Linked DNA regions of Homo sapiens: region 2 is linked to region 1. A link is an interaction called in ENCODE POLR2A ChIA-PET data of the cell type or tissue named here. Cell type or tissue: OCI-LY7. All regions are shown on one strand. Each heading gives the region's core, and the rest is flanking DNA. Links, peaks and the distances in the headings are about the cores only.

What was found. Peaks named below come from ENCODE experiments on the same cell type or tissue, not always from the same donor. Only the 100,000 strongest peaks of a DNase experiment are listed, where the experiment ranks them.
Region 2: POLR2A ChIA-PET joins it to region 1 with 5 read pairs; 2 of 35 experiments call an interaction of 5 or more read pairs at or near these places.

The regions. Positions count from the first base shown.
Region 1 is chr14:21,287,446-21,290,363 of GRCh38, forward strand. RPGRIP1 (RPGR interacting protein 1) reads left to right here. Exons shown (of 25, transcript NM_020366.4): 2 at 494-616. The coding sequence starts at 532. Among named protein-coding and RNA genes, the nearest start is that of RPGRIP1, 8.8 kb to the left of the region's middle. In OCI-LY7, for the core only: no CTCF peak of the experiment used is centred there; a DNase peak (open chromatin) is centred at 1,906; H3K4me3 peaks cover 506 bases; H3K27ac peaks cover 818 bases.
Region 2 is chr14:21,481,738-21,484,655 of GRCh38, forward strand. All of the region lies in intron 2 of TOX4 (TOX high mobility group box family member 4), which reads left to right. Among named protein-coding and RNA genes, the nearest start is that of TOX4, 6.0 kb to the left of the region's middle. In OCI-LY7, for the core only: no CTCF peak of the experiment used is centred there; no DNase peak of the experiment used is centred there.

The DNA.
Region 1 (2,918 bases), core at 419-2,918:
AACTTCTCAGTTTTATTTTCAACCTCCTAGGAGATAGAATCTGATTGGTTCAGCGAGGGTCATTTGTCTTGGGTCATTCGATTAACCCTGGTCCAATCAGCAATGGCTTCGGGGACTGGATTGTAGGCTATAAACTGATTCCTGGGGAGTCAGTCCCTGTAAATTGAGTGGAGAGAGGGATAGAGGCCTATTTCGCAGAGAAAAGGGATGGTCATCGGCTTCCAGGCTGAGCAGACACTTAAAAAAATGATCCGAAATGATATCCATCAATTCCATAATCATAAAAACTGATTTTCATTTTGGATCAAGTCATTCCTACTGAATACTTGTTGTTACTCTTTAGTGTAGAGTTGTCCACACTACCATGAGAATGACTCTGACATGTCATATACCATCATGAAAGTGCTGAGAAATTCCTGCTACAACTTATGTACACGTTTCAGAAGACATCCTAAAGTTGCATGTAACTGACTGGACTTTTCCTTTATTTCAGTGTCCTCTGGGATCTCTTACAGCTTGGGAACAGAGATCATGTCACATCTGGTGGACCCTACATCAGGAGACTTGCCAGTTAGAGACATAGATGCTATACCTCTGGTGCTACCAGCCTCAAAAGGTAACTTCTACGCCTGAGGATGGACACCTTTTAGAATTAAAAGAACTCTCACTGTGGAACATCTTGCTGGCCTTCACAGAGACTGATTTACTTTCAGCTCTTTTCTTCAGTCTTCTCACTTTTTTTTTTTTTTTTTTGAGATGGAGTCTCGCTCTGTCACCCAGGCTGGAGCACAGTGGCACAATCTCAGCTCACTGCAGCCTCCGACTCCTGGGTTCAAGCAATTCTCCTGTCTTAGCCTCCCAAGTAGCAGGGATTACAGGCGTGCACCACCATGCCTGGCTAGTTTTGGGATTTTTAGTAGAGACAAGTTTTCACCATGATGGCCAGGCTGGTCTCAAATTCCTGACCTCAAGGGATCTGCCCTCCTCGGGCTCCCAAAGGGCTGGTATTACAGGTGTGAGCCACTGTGCCTGGCCCTCTTCTCACATTTTATTCTTAAGTTCTTTTTTTTTTTCTTTTTTTTGAGATGGAGTTTCACTCTCTCTCGTCCCCCAGGCTGGAGTGCAGTGGCCCAATCTTGGCTCACTGCAACCTATGCCTCCCGGGTTCAAGCAGTTCTCCTACCTCAGACTCCTGAGTAGCTGGGACTACAGGTGGCCACCACCACGCTTGGCTAATTTGGTATTTTTAGTACAGATGGGGTTTCACCATGTTGGCCAGGCTGATCTCGAACTCCTGACCTCAAGTGATCCGCCTGCCTCGGTCTCCCAACGTGCTGGATTACAGGCGTGAGCCACCGTGCCCAGACTTAGTCTTAAATTCTTACAGTAAAAGTATTACTGTGTGGGTTTAGGAGGTAAAGCTAAATACTACCACCACAAACAGCACAACAAAAGCCAAGAACAACTAGTGGGTTTCACTCATCTATCCTTGTGATTAGCCCTTAGCCCTTCACTGTCACTAAGCAGAAGTGTTCAATTTAAGATGAAAGGGCTCAGCCCTACCAGAGCTTCTTCCACACATTATTTAAGATATCTTTAGGGCTGGGCGCAGTGGCTCATGCCTGTAATCCCAGCATTTTGGGAGGCCGAGACGGGCAGATCACGAAGTCAGGAGATCGAGACCATCCTGGCTAACATGGTGAAACCCCGTCTCTACTAAAAATACAAAAAAATTAGCTGGGCGTTGTGGCGGGCGCCTGTAGTCCCAGCTACTCAGGAGGCTGAGGCAAGAGAATGGTGTGAACTCAGGAAGTGGAGCTTGCAGTGAGCCGAGATCGCACCACTGCACTCCAGCCTAGGCGACAGAGCGAGACTCCATACCACCCCCCTCCCCCAAAAAACCATATTTTTCTAACTTTGGCCAGGCTTGGTGGCTCACACCTGCACCAGCTACTCGAGGCTGAGGTGGGAGGATCACTTGAGCCCGGGAGTCCAAGATCAGTCTGGGCAACATAGCAGTACCCTATCTCTAAAACAACAAAAAAAGGTATTTTTGTAATTTTGCTCCACTTTCCCATCCCTCAATCCCAATCATGGCTACCGTTGATTCTATTTTCACTTGACTTCACTTCTATAAAATTATTTTTTGAGGATAGGGCACTTTATGCACTGCCCATAAGTGTATAAATGATGCAACCACTTTGGAAAATATTTGCCATTATCTAGTAAAGTTGAACGTGTAACTCTACTTTTGAGTATAAAATTGGCAGAAATTGCCTGGGCATAGTGGCTCACGCCTGTAATCCCAGCACCTTGGGAGGCCGAGGCAGGTGGATCACCTGGTCGGGAGTTAAAAATTTGCAGAAATTAACTCTTGCCCATATATACCAGGAGACATTACCAGAATGTTCATAGCAGTATTTTTTTTTGAGACAGATTCTTGCTTTGTCACCTAGGCTGGAGTGCAGTGGCGTGATCTCAGCTCACTGCAACCTCTGCCTCCCGGGTTCAAGTGATTCTCCTGCCTCAGCCACCCAAGTAGCTGGGATTACAGGCACCTGCCACCACACCTGGCTAATTTTTATATTTTTAGTAGAGATGGGGTTTCACCATGCTGGCCGGACTGGTCTCCAACTCCTGGCTTCAAGTCATCTGTCTGCCTCGGCCTCCCAAAGTGCTGGGATTACAGGCAGAAGCCACCACACCTGGCCCCTGTTTTTATTTCTCCTGGGCACAAATCTAGATGTAGAATTGCTGGGTCATACGGTAACACTAGTTTAACATTTTGAGGAACTGCCAGGCTATTTTCCAAAGCAGTGGCACCATTTTACATTCCTACCAGCAACGTATGATGCTTCTGATTTCTTCACTTTCTCAGCAACACTTGTTATTGTTTGTAACTGAGGTGTTATCTCATT
Region 2 (2,918 bases), core at 230-2,729, 190 kb after region 1:
ACACAGATATAAAAAATTAAATTATAAATGCAATTGGATAATCTAAACAATATTTTGTTGAGTAGAAAAAGACAGACATAAAAGAGAAGACACTATATTCGTTCATATTTTTTAATGAGGGTCAAGAATAGGCAAAACTGAACTATCAAAATAGTGATACCAGTTGTGAAGGGAAGGAAGTATTCACTGGAAAGGGGCACAAGGAAATGTTCTGCATCTTTGATCTGGATAGTGATAACTTGGATGTTTGCATATGTAAAAAATCCATTAAGCTATACACTTAAAATTTATGTACCTTACATAAGTTGTATATCAATGAAATAAGAAATAGTAATAATTTCAAAAGAGTAGCAGTCCAGAGAGAGCATTGCCTGAGGCGGAAAGTTCTATGATCTGAAGGCAATTTAATCTTTCTGTTTCTCTTTTTCAGGTTGGCTCTAATATAGTGGTATTATGCTTAGAGCACATTGGGGAAATAATTAGGCATAAAGGTACCCATCCTTCAGTAGGAAAAGTAACTAACATTAGAACCAGTTCATTATTTCTGGCTAAATAGGTAAAATTTTCACTACTACATCAGTTTTTAAGAGCAGTTATTTAAATGACCCATAGTACCAGCGTATTGTTGAATAAATAGGTGTTGGATTAAAATAAATTTCTCTAAAGTGAATGATCTATATAATAAGCTAAAGAAATAATAGATTGTATGTTTTGGGATCAGAGAATGAAAAAAGGGAGGGAAATGGTATTTTTGATTTTTTGGTTCTCTTGATATTTAAGCATCTTTGCTTATAAACTGTAATTCCCAAACCAGCCCCTCCTTCAAAAAGGCCCAGGAATTGAACAAAGGAGGAAAGGAAAGCTAAGTTAGAAGGTAACTGCATATCATGTTCCTGTTTTCTCTTTCTGTGTCCAAACCACTTCTTTTTAATATTTGCTTCAGTTTTAGTTTTGTTTTATATTTAACAGTCTAGAGTGTGATCTGGTTATGTAATCCGCTAAAATAAAGTAAGTTTAGGTATTCATTTTTGGATTTTACCCATAATTTTACAGATCATTTGTAGTGAAAAAGATTTTAGTGAATCTCTACTTTTACTATAGCATGTGGTTTACCCTATCCTTTTTTTTTAACCTTCTGTATTCTTGATAATTGTAGTTATCTTACTATTCATACTTAAAGGAAGAAATAAAACAGAACCCAGAAAACCACCATGAAAGCCATAGGTACTGAATAACAAAGCTTTTACACATCCCAAGGGGTGGTGTATAGAAAGAATGCCTTGTCGATCCTACATAATGGAATCTCAACATGTCTAATTTTTTTATCATTTCCCAGTTCATTTTATGTAGCCATGTCTAATTTTTTAGTGTACAAGGAGAACATTCCAGATGGTTTATGAGGGGTAGTCACTTGTGGAACACTGGTCCCTTGTTTTGGATATGAATTTTTATCCTTTTGGGGTTCTCATTAACAAATAGTATCATTTTTATATCCTGACAAAGTTGCTGTTTTGTTGTGGTAAGCAGAAAAGGATAGGCATCTTTGCTTTGCCAAAGCAATCTGTATCTTGAAAATTTTGGAAACTACTATTTTACTATTAGTCTAGTACAGTAAATGTTTCCCTTGATCCTTCTTCCTGTTCCTATAACTTTTTTTTTTTTTTTGGTGTGAGAATTTGGTAAAAATCTTTGTACCTTCTACCTTAAAAATGCTCACGTAAACCTAAACTGAAATATCAGAAAGAGTCATGGACTGGAAGTTAAGAACTTCCACACAATAACAAAAATTATGGGCCAGACACAGTGGCTCACACTTGTAATCCTAGAACTTTGGGAGGCCAAGGTGGGAAGATCACTTGAGCCCAAGAGTTCAAGGCTGCAGTGAGTGGTGATGGAGCCATGCACTCAGCCTGGGCGACAGGGTAAGACCCTGTCTCAGAATTAAAAAAAACAACAACAAAACAACATACATAAATACATGATTTGTGTACTACTGAGAAAAGTTCAGTTCTTGGGGAAAGTTTCAGTTTTTCCCATCAAGAACTGCGTGGTATTTTTTGTTATTTGTGTGTGTGTGTGTGCGCGTGTGAGACAGAGTCTTGCTCTGTCATCCAGGCTGGAGTGCAGTGATGTGATCTTGGCTCACTGCAGCCTTCAACTCCTGGGTTCAAGCGATTCTCGTGCCTCAGCCACCTGGGTAGCTGGGATTACAGACGCACACCACCACACCCAGCTAATTTTTGTATTTTTAGTAGAGATGGGGTTTTCCATGTTGGCCAGGCTGGTCCCGAACTCCCGACTTTTCAAGTGATCCACCCACCTTGGCTTCCCAAAGTACTGGGATTACAGGTGTGAGCCACCACTACCAGCTGAGAACTGTGTGTTCTTATGCTCCGTGTGCTACTTATATCTCAGACAACGACCAGATTTTTTACCATACCAAGTAAAATAGTAAGGAGAAGGGAAACTGTACATATATCTTTTTGTCTTTTAGGAAACTTTTACAAATGTGATTCAGAGATTGGGCATTTCACAGGCACACTTTTTTCTCCCTAGTTTCTGCTAGCTGGAAATTTTCTTTCTAGCAATGTCTTTTTTTTTTTTTTTTTTTTTTTTTTTTTTTTTTTTTGAGACAGAGTCTTGCTCTGTCACCCGGGCTGGAGTGCAGTGGCACAATCTCGGCTCACTGCAGCCTCTGCCTCCTGGATTCAAGTGATTCTCCTGCCTCAGCCTCCTGATGTAGATGGCATTACAGGCACCTGCCACCACACCTGGCTAATTTTTGTATTTTTAGTAGAGATGGATTTTCGCCATGTTGGCCAGGCTGGTCTCGAACTCTTGACCTCAGGTGGTCCACCCACCTCGGCCTCCCAAAGTGCTGAGATTATAGGCATGAGCCACGGCACCCGGCCTTTATT